Regions from separate parts of the Homo sapiens genome. Here region 1 is linked to region 2. A link is a contact called in ENCODE Hi-C or POLR2A ChIA-PET data. All regions are on one chromosome and are shown on one strand. Each heading gives the region's core, a stretch centred on a gene start or an enhancer-like site at or near the end of the contact. The rest is flanking DNA. Distances are from core to core; before and after follow the strand shown.

What was found. A loop is a pair of places that touch in the nucleus more often than their neighbours do. ChIA-PET counts read pairs that join two places held with the same protein, here RNA polymerase II (POLR2A). Pooled maps may share reads with other maps.
Region 1: a loop to region 2 is called in a pooled map, with 6 times the contacts of the local background. The contact joins two enhancer-like sites. A Hi-C loop is called at or near these places in 6 of 50 pooled maps. POLR2A ChIA-PET finds 5 or more read pairs at or near these places in 4 of 52 experiments (HepG2, OCI-LY7, activated CD4-positive, alpha-beta T cell and 1 more).

Annotation. Positions count from the first base shown.
Region 1 is chr3:12,737,084-12,744,556 of GRCh38, forward strand. It overlaps TMEM40 (transmembrane protein 40), which reads right to left. Exons shown (of 12, transcript NM_018306.4): 4 at 6,817-6,906; 5 at 5,371-5,424; 6 at 1,470-1,505; 7 at 1,053-1,085; 8 at 624-671. Among named protein-coding and RNA genes, the nearest start is that of TMEM40, 18 kb to the right of the region's middle. RefSeq lists enhancers at 1,165-1,987, 4,025-4,124 and a silencer at 4,385-4,444. Within about 2 kb of position 4,273, at least 2 of the 41 ENCODE cell types and tissues checked have a DNase peak (open chromatin) inside an H3K27ac peak, as active enhancers do.
Region 2 is chr3:12,691,535-12,698,865 of GRCh38, forward strand. No RefSeq gene overlaps it. Among named protein-coding and RNA genes, the nearest start is that of RAF1, 31 kb to the left of the region's middle. RefSeq lists an enhancer at 2,612-3,113. Within about 2 kb of position 2,642, at least 7 of the 41 ENCODE cell types and tissues checked have a DNase peak (open chromatin) inside an H3K27ac peak, as active enhancers do.

The DNA.
Region 1 (7,473 bases), core at 3,023-5,522, 47 kb after region 2:
TGCCCAGGCTGGTCTCGAACTCCTGGCTTCAAGCAATCCTCTCATCTCGGCCTCCCAAAGTATTGGGATTACAGCTGTGAGCCACCATGCCTGGCCTCTTTTTTTTTTTTTTTTTAATTACAAAAAATCTCTGTGTGGAGCACCATGGTCTTTCCTCTTGCCCTCCCCTTCCTCCTAGAAGTCCCCATGGATTCCAGGCCTGGAGCAGGGAAGTTGCTCCCATTTTCACTGCTCCTTTCCGATTCTGGTCTAATCTAACCTTACAACTTTCTCAGCTCAGCTGACCCTCCAGTTCCCCATCCTGGCCACAAGACCTGGAAGGTATTTACCATCCTAGTGACTGTGCATAGCAGAAAGAGCAGAGGACCAGGGCTCAAGCTCAGGCCACTCCACTCACAAGCTGTAAGGCCACTCCCCAACCTTGAACCTCAGTTTTCATATCTGCAAAATGGGAACCATTGTCCCACCCTGTTGAGGTGATTCTGAGCTGAGTAATGTGTAAACTGCAGGGCACACGACAGAGGTGGGCTATGATTACTGCTGTGCTAGGCCACCAGCTGCATTTCACCCCTAGAAATCTAGCCAGACAGGAAAAAGCAGCTCTGCTACACCAAGTTCCTTACCATCTTTCTTTATATTCAGTCTTCTTAACTGAGAGGCCTCCACTTCTCCTTAAGAACAAGAGAGAGATGAATATTTAACTTTGATGCAGGACGGGAGGTGGGATTTTCTTTTCCCTGCCTCATTGAGAATTAATATCCTGGGTATATCTTCCTGGGTCAGAGGGCACTCACTGCAGGACCAGTCAAACTGTGAAGATGGGGGTACTGTCCTTGGAACCCCCACTGACTTCCTCCTCCTTCCTTAGGCCCGAGTCTGCCTTCCTTTCCATTTCCCCTGCACTGGAGATCCCCCTTCTGAATCATAGTGACACTGGCTGGCGACAGCATCCCTGCTGGGACTAACCCACCCTCTCAGGCTGTCTGAGGACCCAACCCATCGTCTGGAATCCACACCCGCTCTGGCTCTCCTATTTGAGCTTGTGTATTTACCACTTGCTGGGTCAGAGCCTCTCCTTCGGAGTCCTGGAAACAAGAAACTCAACATTAGTGCCCAACCCCGCTTGGGGTCCTTAACAGGTGCCTCCACCCTGGGGAAGGCTATAGGTGACCTAAAAAAATGTCCCCATGGAATTCTGCAGCCCCCACGGTATCCTTCTCTCTATTGATGGCTGGTTGGTTGTAATCTCCTGGGGTCTTGCTGGGACAGCCTTCCAAGCTCCCCAGGCTCCCTGCTTCATGCCACAGCTGGCCCAGCCTGCTTGATGAGCCTAGGCTAAGTGGACCTGGGGCTCCTGTTTCTCAGAGCCAGGTATCCCAACAGGTGCTGGCTCTCTTGGGGGAGAGGTGATGCCTAGACCTGGCTCAATACCAGCACCAACGACCTCTCTCCTCTAACTGGACACTCACCTGATTCCCCAGAGGGTACCACCTCTCCAGGAGCATCTGCACAGAAAGGAAATCAGTGATCATATACCCATGATCCTCTGGGGGGGGAGAAGTCATGCTTCAGGGAAGGTGGATCCTGCTCGGAGACTTCCCACTTAATCTGGAGTCGGCCAGGTGGGGAATGGAGCCGGCTGGAGGGTTCCTGTTCCAACTAAAGGGGCAGCCACCACCCACCAGCCACAGAAAGCTGCTGTAGGAACGCCTACCCACTCTTACAGGTCTGTCAATTTCCCCAGAGAAGCCAGGTTTTCAGGTAAACTTCCCAATTATGAAAAAGTTTGGGCCGCACGCGGTGGCTCATGCCTGTAATACCAGCACTTTGGGAGGCCAAGGTGGGCGGATCACGAGGTCAAGAGACTGAGACCATTCTGGCTAAGATGGTGAAACCCCGTCTCTACTAAAAATACAAAAATTAGCTGGGCATGGTAGCACACACCTGTAGTCCCAGCTACTCGGGAGGCTGAGACAGGATAATCGCTCAAACCCAGGAGACAGAGGCTGCAGTGAGCCAAGATCACACCACTGCACTCCGGCCTGGCGACAGAGCGATACTCCATCTCAAACAAAAAAAAAAGTTTGGTAACTCTTGTACTCCATGAATCAAAATGCCATTGCTTGTGAGACATGACATTATTTTATGTACTACTATGTAAGAAAAGCCCTTGACATTTACAATTGTAAGTTGCCAGTGATATATATATATATTTTTTTGAGACAGAGTCTTGCTCTGTTGCCCAGGATGGAGTGCAGTGGTGCAATCTCGGCTCACTGCAAGCTCCGCCTCCCGGGTTCATGCCATTCTCCTGCCTCAGCCTCACGAGTAGCTGGGACTACAGGCGCCCGCCACCACGCCTGGCTAATTTTTTGTATTTTTAGTAGAGACGGGGTTTCACCATGTTAGCCAGGATGGTCTCGATCTCCTGACCTCGTGATCCACCCACCTCAGCCTCCCAAAGTGCTGGGATTACAGGCATGAGCCACCATGCCTGGCTGCCAGTGATTTTTTTTTAATAGAGACAGGGTCTTATTATGTTGCCCAGGCTGGTCTTGAACTCCTGGGCTCAAGCAATCCTCCCACCTTGGCCTCCCAAAGTGCTGGGATTATAGTCATGAACTACTATGCCTAACTTTGCCAGTGATTTTTAAGATGCATCCTGATTTCAGAAATATTCAAATGTGAAAAAAATGTGGTATAGAATTGATGAAATATATTCACATTCATAATTTTATTTTTAAAATTTATTTATTTAGAGACAGGTTCTCTCTCTGTCATCCAGGTTGCAGGGCAATGGCGCAATCATGACTCACTGCAGTCTCAAACTCTTGGGCTCAAGCAATCTTCCTGCCTCAGCCTCCCAAGTAGCTGGGATTACAGGTGTGAGCCACCATGTCTGGCTCTCACAATCATAATTTTACATATATAATATATATAAATTTATATATAATATACTTATATATTATATAACACAAATTATAAATATTATATATTTATAATATTTATTTATTTATTTATTTATTTTGAGACAGAGTCTCACTGTGCCACCCAGGCTGGAGTGCAGCGGCATGATCTCAGCTCACTGCAACCTCTGCCTCCCGGGTTCAAGCAATTCTCCTGCCTCAGGCTCCTGAGTAGCTGGGATTACGGGTGCCACCACACCTGGCTAATTTTTGTATTTTTAGTAGAGACAGGGTTTTGCCACGTTGGCCAGGCTGGTCTTGAACTCCCAACCTCAAGTGATCCACCTGCCTCAGCCTCCCAAAGTGCTGGGATTACAGGCATGAGCCACAGCGCCTGGCCACACAATCATAATTTTAAAAAAGCATTCTGGGCCAGGTGTGGTGGCTCACGCCTCTAATCCCAGCACTTTGGGAGGCCGAGGCGGGTGGATCACGAGTTCAGGAGATCGAGACCATCCTGGCTAACACGGTGAAACCCCATCTCTACTAAAAATACCAAAAAAAAAAAAAAAAAGCTTTCTGTGTGGGCCAGGTGCGATGCTTCACTCTTGTAATCCCAGCACTTTGGAAGGCCGAGGTGGGTAGATCACTTGAGTCCAGGAGTTCAAGACCAGCTTGGGCCACAGGGTAAAACCCTGTCTCTACCAAAAATACAAAAATTAGCTGGGCATGGTGTCGCATACATGTAGTCCCAGCTTCTCAGGAGGCTAAGGTAGGAGAATCGCTTGAGCCCAGGAGGTGGAGGTTGCAGTGAGCCGAGATGGTACCACTGCACTCAAGCCTGAGCAACAGAGTGAGACAGCATCCCAAAAAAAACAAAAAATGAAAAACAAACCTCCCCCTCCCCTGCCCCCCAAAAAACCATTCTGTGAGCCAGATAAAAAGCATCTGCCCACATGGGCCACCCATTTGCACATGCCTGCTCCAGGCTATCCAGATGCATGTGATGACACCTGCTGCCTTTTACCCATAGAACTCTGGACTAGACAGGCAACTCCAAGCTCATGCCATCTTGCTGGCTTCTAGACCTACCAGGCTCTGAGCATGTGGGAGCCAAGCTGGCTTGTACACCTCGATCCTTGGCTCCCACCATGATTGTTGAGCCACTTGTCTGGGCTGCTGAGGGTGAGTTGAGCCCTACAGACCTGAGCTGCCACCTCTGCATTATTCCAGTCCTGGGCGTCCTTCCCATACCATTCACCATGTGGTTCTTGGTGCCTGTTCTAGTTCCCTGGTGACCTTGCTCCTAGCCTGTCATCTTCTTCCCCTCAAGGGCAGACAGGCACTTGTATGATCTTCCAATCATCAGGCCCCGACTTCTGTAGTTTCCTGTCCCTCAGGGCAGCCCCAGGACACAAACACCACAAGAGGCACTTAGCATGTGACAACAGGCACTCAGCACACTGAACACTATATGCAAAGTGACCAGAGGGGCCAATACAGAGAGTGCAGAGAGCATACCAAGGACAACATGAAATGAGAACTCAAGCAATGTAATTTACCAAGCACCTCCAATGTCTGGGGGAAGGAAGTAATTCATGAATAAGTGAATGTATCTACATTTTCTACAGTGAATATGAATTACTTAATGAGAAAAATATTTTAAAATACACATAAACATAAAGGTTTATCTTATTTTATACCCAGTGAAACCTTTCTTAAATTACTTGAGTAATTAAACGCATTTTTCTAAACCAGATTATACTTGTTTTTGTAACAAAAAAAAAAAAAAAAAGAAAGAAGGAAAGAAAGAAAGAAAGAAGGACCAGGTGCAGTGGCTCACGCCTGTAATTCTGGCACTTTGGGAGGCCAAGGCCGGAGGATCACTTGAGCTCAGTAGTTCGAGACCAGCCTGGGCAACATGGCAAAACTCTGTCTCTACTAAAAAATACAAAAAATTGGCCGGGCGCGGTGGCTCACGCCTGTAATCCCAGCACTTTGGGAGGCCGAGGCGGGCGGATCAGGAGGTCAGGAGACCGAGACCATCCTGGCCAACATAGTGAAACCCTGTCTCTACTAAAAATACAAAAAATTAGCTGGGCTGGTGGTGGGCGCCTGTGGTCCCACCTACTCGGGAGGCTGAGGCAGGAGAATCACTTGAATTGGGGAGGTGGAAGTTGCAGTGAGCCAAGATCACACCACTGCACTCCAGCCTGGGCGACAGAGTGAGACTCCGTCTCAAAACAAACAAACAAAAACCCCAGAAAATGTAGGATTTCCCCAAGACAATCTCATGCCCGCCTCCCCACCTGCCAATGTTATAACCACCCAACTGGCCACATCTCCTGTATTTGGCTGGGACTTTTCAGCTCATGAATCACCCTCATGACCTTGTTTCTGCCCAGCAAAGCCCTCTTTTCCTTCGTCTAATTGTTTTCTCCAAAGCTACTGGGCAACTGATTACCTCCATAGAGTTGAAGCTCATCCTTCAAAACGTCAGGCTCCCCATGCCCAGGACCTGGATGGAGACAAACCCCTTAGTCAGCACTCCCCAAACACAGTGATCCAGGCCACTTCCCTCTCCCATGGCTTCGACGCTTAAGAAGTACCACAGTCCTTGTGCTGGAGGTGAGGTGGGGGGCAGTCTTCAGGAGGCAAGGCAGCACAAGTACCTTCCCTTTGCCCTCTCTGATGCCCCCAGAACTTCCAGAGGTGACCACACTCAGAAAGCACTCAAGACCTGAGAGGACCTGGACCTTGCTCAAGGTTAATAGTGGGTATATACTGGGCACTAGCATGCACCAACACTGTACTAAGTGATTTATATTTAATACCTCATTTGCTCCTCACGGATATCCTATGAAGAAGGTATTAGTACCTACCCCACCCATTATACAGATAAGGACACTGAGGCTCAAATAGTTAAATTATTTTCCCAAAGTCATATAGCCAGCAAGTGGCAACTCTACCAGGTCTGTTGCCAAAGCCTGCATTCCTAATCATGTTTATATCCAGAAATAGAACCCAGGGCTCAGCTCTAGCCTCATGGGCAGCATTTATTAAACACCTTCTGTGTGGCAGGTTCTGTACTATACAATAATTCACCCCTTTTCCCCATGCTCTTTCCTTCTTATGAAATTTGTTGTTTATTTCTTTTGCAAAAATTATTTCCTGGTTGTAAAAGTAAAACATGCTCGGCCAGGCACGGTGGCTCACCTCTGTAATCCCAGCACTTTGGGAGGCCAAGGTGGGTAGATCACTTGAGTCCAGGTGTTTGAGACAGGCCTGGGCAACATGGTAAAACCCTGTCTCTACTAAAAATACAAAATTAGCCAGGCATGGTGGCGCATGCCTGTAATCCTAGCTACTTGGGAGGCTGAAGCGGGAGAATCACTTGAACCCCAGAGGTGGAGGTTGTGGTGAGCTGAGATCACGCCATTGCACTCCAGCCTGGGCAACAAGAGCGAAACCCTGTCTCCAAAAAATAAATAAATAAAATAAAAAATAAAACATGCTCATTGTAAATTATTTATAGTATAGGACAGTTCAAAAAAGGGAAAATAAAAATCACTTATAATTCCACCATCCTGAGATAACCACTATTAACATTTTAGCATTTTTCCTTCTAGTCTTGATTATAACCATATATGTCTGAATTTTTATAAAGCATAAACGAGATCAAATTGATTCTATGATTTGGCATCTTTCTTTTTCAGTTCAGCGATAGATGAAGAGCAGAGCTGTCACCAGGGCAGGGTGTAGCATCCTTTATCTATTCTGCTGCTGTCAGGCTATTTCCTATTTTATCCTGCCATAAACAATGCTGTGAAGAACATCACACTTCAGTCCCACGGAGAAACTCAACGGTGAGCGAGTGGGCAAAAGAAAAATGGTAAGGCCTATTTCCTACCGGGTGAGCCGTTCCCGTGGGGGTATCCAGCCCCCAGGCTCCGTCGATGTTTTCCGGTTGCTCTGGGTTGCTGGTCCTCATCATTGCTCTCTGCGGGTAACAAACACAAGCTGTAGGAGAAGCTCAGCCTGGAACAAGCTGGGAATGCGTTCATTCTGGTGGCCATTCTCAGAATTTAGTTTATGAGAAGAGTGTGGTTTGGTGGGAGGAACTCTGATTTGGGGACTGGAGGTAGGAGACCTGCCACTCCCTTTAGGTGTGACTTTGCACAAATCCCTTAATATTTCTGTTGATTTCGTGTCTACATAATATTTCTGCTTCTGCCTTGCCTACTTCATAAGACTTCCATGAAGATAAGATAAGGTCCCATGAGGCATCATAGTACTGAGATGGCTTCCATCCCACCAAGTGCAGGGGCTGTGTCATCTCTGTTTCCCCACCCATCATGCTGGCTCTGGATGTTTGCTGTGTCTCCCACCCCCCTGGAATATCCTTCCTGTTTGTCTGTGTTATTGAGAAGCTTAAGCTGATGTCACACCTCCTGTAGAAAGCCTTTGCCAACTGCCCCAGCTCACACTGGTCTTGCCTTTCCCTGCTGGGGTTTCTATAGCACCAGCTGTCTGTGCTTGACTCAGTGGACATGAGGGCCAGCGGTCT
Region 2 (7,331 bases), core at 1,392-3,891:
CTATAGTCCCAGCTACTCAGGAGGCTGAGGCAGGAGAATCGCTGGAACCCGGGAGGCAGAGGTTGCAGTGAGCCGAGATCAAGCCACTGCACTGCAGCCCAGGCGACAGAGCAAGACTCTGTCTCAAAAAAAAAAAAAGAAGTACTACAGGAAAGCATGAGAAGGTTAAAAACATTTTTTTTTTCAGTACAGGGGAAACTTCCATATCTAAGCATGATATGAATGCCAGAAGGCATAAAAGAAAAGCCTGATAAATTGACCTCCATGAAAGTCAAATTTCTGCATGGTAATAAATACCTTAAACAAAATCAAAGGTCAAATGATAAGCTGGGAAAAAACATTTGCAATTCAATTCATAGATGAGCCAAGCATGGTGCCTCACGCCTGTAATCCCAGCACTTTGGGAGGCAGAGGCAGGCAGATCACCTGAGGTCAGGAGTTTGAGACCAGCCTGGCCAAGAAGGTGAAACCCCACCTCTACTAAAAACACAAAAATTAATGGGTGTGGTGGTGGGCGCCTCAAATCCCAGCTACTCAGAAGGATGAGGCAGGAGAATCACTTGAACGGAAGGCAGAGGTTGCAGTGAGATGGCGCCATTGCACTCCAGCCTGGGCGACAAGAGTGAGACTCTGCCTCAAAAAAAAAAAATAAGTAAATACAATTCACAGATGAAGGATTGGTTTCCCTAATGTAAAAAGAGTTCCAAAAATCAATTAAGAAGAAACAAAGAACCCCACAGACAAATAGTCAGGACTAGGATAGTTAGGATATGAATAGGCAATTCACATAAAGGAACACACAAGTAAATCAAATATACAAAAAGAGAGCCACCATCATAGTAAGAGAAACTACACTGAGAGACCACTTCTCACCTGACAGGTTGGGCAAAGTCAAAAAATGTAGTCAAGTGTGGTGGCAGGCCGGTAGTCCCAATTACTCAGGAGGCTGAGGTGAGAGGATCCCGTGAGCCCAGGAGTGTGAGCCCAGTCTGGACAACATAGAGAGCCCTCTCCCAAAAAAAGGTTTGCTAACTGATTCCAATGTGTTTTCAGTATGTTCTTGACTAAGAAGGGCAGAAAGTTACCACATCACTGGGTGGTGATTTAACTTCTGAACCTCAGTTTTCTTTTCTGTAAAATGGGTGTAACATAGTTCTTACCTCATAAGGTTGTTATGGAGAATTAATGAGTTTAAAAATGCAAAGCATTTAGGCCGGGCACAGTGGCTCACGCCTTTAATCCCAGCACTTTGGGAGGCCGAGGCGGGCAGGAGATCGAGACCATCCTGGCTAACACAGTGAAACCCCGTCTCTACTAAAAATACAAAAAATTAGCCGGGCGTGGTGACGGGCGCCTGTAGTCCCAGCTACTCGGGAGGCTGAGGCAGGAGCATGGCGTGAACCCGGGAGGCGAAGCTTGCAGTGAGCTGAGATCGCGCCACTGCACTCCAGCCTGGGTGACAGAGCGAGACTCTGTCTCAAAAAAAAAAAAAAAAAAAAAAAGCTAAGCATTTAAAACAGTGGCTGGCACATGGTAAGCACCATATAAGTGTTAAAGTCTGAAAGTATAGAGAATTTTAGTATGTATTAGCAACAGACCATTTATTCTGAAAAATCCTCTGTGTTTCCAGACTTGGTAGCCACCCTATACATACTAGGTACTTTTAAAATACATTATCTTGTGGCTGGGTGCAGTGGCTCACACCTGTAATCCCAGCAATTAGGAGGTCAAGGCTGGCGGATCACTTGAATCCAGGAGTTCAAGACCAGCTTGGGCAACATGGTGAAATCCCATCTCTACAAAAAATACAAAAAATTAGCCGGGTGTGGTGGTGCGCCTCTGTAGTCCCAGCTACTCATGAGGCTGAGGTGGGAGGATCACCTGAGCCCAGAAAGTGGCAGTTGCAGTGAGCCAAGATGGTGCTACTGCACTACAGCCTGGGTGACAGGGCAAGACCCTGTCTCAAGAAATAAATAAGTATAAATACATACATACATACATTATTTTATTTAATCCTCCCAATAGTCCTATAAGGTTGGTTTTATCTCCATTTTACTAGTAAGGAAACAAGGGATCAGAGAGTGAAGTTACTTGCCTAAGGTCACACAGCTAGTGAGGGCTAGGGACAAGGTTCACACTGCTCATGTTCTTTTCACTCCAGTTGCTCTGTCATCTTAGGCCATCTACTCGGGTGTGCCTTTCTCAATCACCCAAGTCACGCTTTGGTCCACTGAGAATGGAAAAATCCAGCCCAGTTCCAGATGCCAGGCCCCAGCTGGAGCTCCTGCCTGACTGATGCTGCCACATGATAGGCTGATTTATAGAGAAGTAGGAGAGCATTCCCCACACCCAGCGTCACCCTGATGCAGGATTCCTAAGGTGGAGGGAGAAGCAGGCTGGCAACTAGCTCCGCCTCCTGAGAAGTTGGTGGGGGCTGGGGAAAGTGCGGTGGAGAGAAAGACCACTGAAGCCCCACGGAGAGATGCCAGGGCTTACATTTACACAGGGGCATAAACATAGTGGCCCCACAATTCCTTCTAACTCTGTCCCTTGGGTAAGCCCCAGAGTCTCCTAAGTGCATCCACGCAGGCTTGTTTTAAGGCGCCATCGACGTGAGCAAAGTGCGCAGTGACCTTTTCTAAATAGATCTCATTGGGCTGTGACTTTGAAAGCGGGCCAAAGTCCCCAACCCAAAATAGACAGCCTACTGCCCTGTTATTTTCATGGCTTAAAAAAAAAAAAAAAAAAACCCTCCAAAGCAAAGCAACTATTTTTATCACAGGCCTCTCTTAGAATAGCAACACCTATTTACTTGGAGGGAGGAGACTGCAGGGACAGTTTCAGAGCTGGTGACTGTACCAGACAGGGTGGATGAGCACACACAGAGGGAATCCTCCTACCCATCACAGGGCCTGGCTGGCTCCGGTACATCTACCTCCAGTACTTACACACAGGTCCCAGCCCACCCCGCACCATGCACCTCATTTTTTTTTTTTTTTGAGACAGAGTCTTGCTCTGTCACCCAGGCTGGAGTGCAGTAGCCGATATCTTGGCTTACTGCAACCTCTGCTTCCTGGGTTCAAGCAATTTTCGTGTCTCAGCCTCCCTAGTAGCTGGGATTACAGGCACCTGCCACCACGCCCATCTAATTTTTTTTTATTTTTAGTGGAGCTGGTTTTGCCATGTTGGCCAGGCTGGTCTTGAACTCCTGACCTCAGGTGATCCACCCATCTGGCCTCCTACAGTGCTGGGATTACGGGCATGAGCCACCACGCCCGGCTGTACCTCACTTTATAAACAGCTCCTGCTCCTCCTCACTTTATAAACAGCTCCTGCTCCTCCAGGCTTTGCTTTCATGTTTGGAGCTGCAGCCCTCAGACCCTTTATTTCTCTCCACCACTAAAATTCGGATCTTCTTAGGGCCGGAGGCTCACCAAATCTAAAGAGCATACATCAGCCATGAATAATCAGTCGTAGCTGAATTTTTATTGAGCACCACAGAATGCCAGGGACCACGCTAAGCATTTCTCATGTATTATCTCACTGAATTTTTAGGCCTGCTCTATGAGGTTGGGCTATGAACAGTCCCATTTTACATAAGGTAAGACTGAAACTTAGATAAAGTCATTTGCCCATAATCACACAGTTAAGCAGAGGAAAAGCTGGGAGATCTGAACCCAGGCTTAATGACTCCCGGCTGTGAGCTCTGGATCATTCTTTCATCATTGTAGGATTTTATTTTATTTTATTTTAGAGACAGGGTGTTGCTCTGTCACCCAGACTGGAGTGCAGTGATGCAATCATGGCTCACTGGCTGGGCATGGTGGCTGTCGCCTATCATCCCAACATTCTGGGAGGCTGAAGTAGAGGATTGCTTGAGCTCTGGAGTTTGCGATAAGCCTGGGCAACATGGCAAAACCCCATTACTACAATAAAAAGAAAAAAAATTAAAATTGGCTGGGTAGGTGCAGCAAACCACCATGGCACATGTATACCTATGTAACAAGCCTGCACATTCTGCACATGCATCTTGGTTGTTGTTGTTTTTTGTTGTTTTTTTTTTAAGAAGAAGAAATAAAGAAAAAAAAAGAAAGAAAAGAAAAACTGTAAACACTAAAAATGCTTAGTAGTGGTATAGACCCAGCTACTCAGGAGGCTGAGGTGGAGGATTTCTTAAGCTTGGGAGTTCAAGGCTGCAGTGAGCAATGTTCAAGCCCCTGCACTCCAGCCTGGGTGATAGAGACTCTATCTCAAAAAAAAAAAAAAAAAAAAAAAGAAAAAGAAAAAAAAGAAAAGAAAACAAATACTAGTAGTTTATTTTGGGAAAAATAATTAGGAGAACGCTGTCAGTGTCTCTGGTGGGGCAGTGTGGTGTGGTGGTTAATGACACACACTCTAGAGTCAGGCTGCTTGAATTTAAATCTGAGCACTGCTACTTTCTACCTGTGTGACCCTGGGTCATCTATGGAGTGTCTCTGTGCCTTTGCTTTTTTACCTATGGAATAGTACCATCTATCTCATATGATGGACCTGAGGATAAACATGTGAAAAGTGCTCAGGAAACTGAGGCTCAGAGAGGGATAGTGATTCGTCCAAGGTCACACAGCATAGTGACTGGTAGAGCTAGAATTCAAACCTAGGAGTTTCTGATTCCAAAGCCTGTGATTTTCTAAGGCTATTTATGAGTCTAGCACTTTCCCTCTCCAATGGTTCCTCCAACCTCAACATTCTGAGACGAATTATTAAGGAAAAATATTCTCTCTGTGGCATTTCTTCTCTTTTTTGCCTTGAAGTAAAAGCTGTTGGCTACCAACATCATCTCTAAATGAAATGAGGTTTTCCTTCTCAGGACACACAAATGGTTAAATTAAAGGTGGAGCTGGTCTCTGCTACCTGTGCTAGCTGGCAGTCCTCTGCCTACCCTCACCTTCTCTCTGAGCAATTCAGCAAATGCCTATTAGGTGCCCATTCTACCTTGAGGACAGTGCTAACCGTTAAGAAATTATTAGAGCTCTTCAAGCAGAAGGGCAAAAGTTGTGTGGAGATGGAGATGGAACTAACACCTACTCAGCCCCTACTGTATGCCAGGCACATGGAATCTTCACAACAACCCACTTTTTCTTTTTCTTTTTTTGAGATGGAGTCTTGCTCTGTCACCCTGGCTGGAATGTAGTGTCGCAATCTCGGCTCACTGCAACTTCTGCCTCCTGGGTTTAAGCAATGCTCCAGCCTCAGCCTCCTGAATAGCTGGGATTACAGGTGCGCATCACCACACCCGGCTAATTTTTGTATTTTTAGTAGAGATGGGTTTTCACCATGTTGGCCAGGATTGTCTCGATCCCCTGACCTCAGGTGATTTGCCTGCCTTGGCCTCCCAAAGTGCTAGGATTACAGTTGTGAGCCACCACTCCCGGCCAGCCAGTTTTTCTTTTTTTATGTCTTTGAGACAGGGTCTGGCTCTGTCACCCAGGCTGCTGGAGTCCAGTGGCGCGATCTTGGCTCACTGCAAGCTCCGCCTCCTGGGTTCACACCATTCTCCTGCTTCAGCCACCCGAGTAGCTGGGACTACAGCTGCCCACCACCAGGCCCGGCTAATTTTTTTTTGTATTTTTAGTAGAGACGGGGTTTCACCGTGTTAGCCAGGATGGTCTTGATCTCCTGACCTCGTGATCCACCCACCTCAGCCTCCCAAAGTAAGCCACCGCACCAGGCCACTAATTTTTTTTTTTTGTATTTTTTTTTTTTTGAGACGGAGTCTTGCTCTGTCGCCCAGGCTGGAGTGCAGTGGTGTGATCTTGGCTCACTGCAAGCTCCGCCTCCCGGTCTCACGCCATTCTCCTGCCTCAGCCTCCGGAGTAGCTGGGACTACAGGGGCCCGCCACCACGCCCGGAGAATTTTTTGGATTTTTAGTAGAGATGGGGTTTCACCGTGTTAGCCAGGATGGTCTCGATCTCCTGACCTCATGATCCACCCACCTTGGCCTCCCAAAGTGCTGGGATTACAGGCGTGAGCCACTGCGCCCAGCTTTTTTAATATTTTTTGTAGAGACATGGTTTCACCATGTTGCCCAGGCTGGTCTTGAACTCCTGACCTTAAGCAATCCGCACGCCTTGGACTCCCAAAGTGCTGGGATTACAGGTGTGAGCCACCAGGCCCGGCCAACAACCCACTTTCTAAACTATATGGAATTTCCTGAGTATTACCTGTGAAGTAGGTATTATTCCCATTTTATAGCTGATAAACCAGAAGGTCTGCAAGAAGAATTTCCTCCAAGCCACATGGGTTGTAAGAGAGAAGTTGCATCTCACACCCAAAACTTATAATCTAAAAATTATCCCTAGACCTTAGTTAGCATCAAAGTGACCTGGGGGTTTGTTAGAAATGTGCTATCTCGGCCAGGCGCGGTGGCTCCTGCCTGTAATCTCCACACTTTGGGCGGCCGAGGCCGGCGGATCACGAGGTCAGGAGATTGAGACCATCCTGGCTAACACGGTGAAACCCCGTGTCTACTGAAAATACAAAAAATTAGCCGGGCGTGGTGGCGGGCGCCTGTTGTCCCAGCTACTCGGGAGGCTGAGGCAGGAGAACGGCGTGAACCCGGGAGGCAGAGCTTGCAGCGAGCCGAGATAGCGCCACTGCACTCCAGCCTGGACGACAAAGCGAGACTCTGTCGCGAAAAAAAAAAGAAAAGAAAAGAAATGCGCAATCTCAGCCAGGCGTGGTGGCTCACGCCTATAATCCCAACACTTTGAGAGGCCAAGATGGGAGGATCACTTGAGGCCAGGAGTTTGATGCCAGCCTGGCCAACACGGTGAAACTTTGCCTCTACTAAACACATAAAAATTAGCCTGGCATGATGGCACGTGCCTGTAGTTCCAGCTACTCGGGAGGCTGAGGTAGGAGAATCGCTTAAACCCGGGAGGCGGAGGCTGCAGTGAGCTGAGATAGTGCCACTGCACTCCAACCTGGGCTCCAGAGCGAGACTCTGTCTCAAAAAAATAAAGCACAATCTCAGGCTGCCCTCCGACTTGCTGGATCAGAAACTGCCTTTTATAGGACCCTGCAATGATTCTCATGCACATTAAAGTTTGAGAAGTACTTCCTTGGTGACAAGGAAAGGCAAGGAGATACAGGGAAAGCCACCAAGGGCCCGGCAGGAGTGGGAGTTGGCAAAGCAACCCCAGCTGTCAAGACTTGGGAGGGTTAAGGCCTGTGGCAAATGAACTCCTTCTCTCCTGACCTCAGTCTCTTCTACTTTTTGTGATGGGACTGCAGAGCTGATAGCTTTCTCTGTGCATTTCAAACTTTGTGCTGACATGCCCCAGATGAG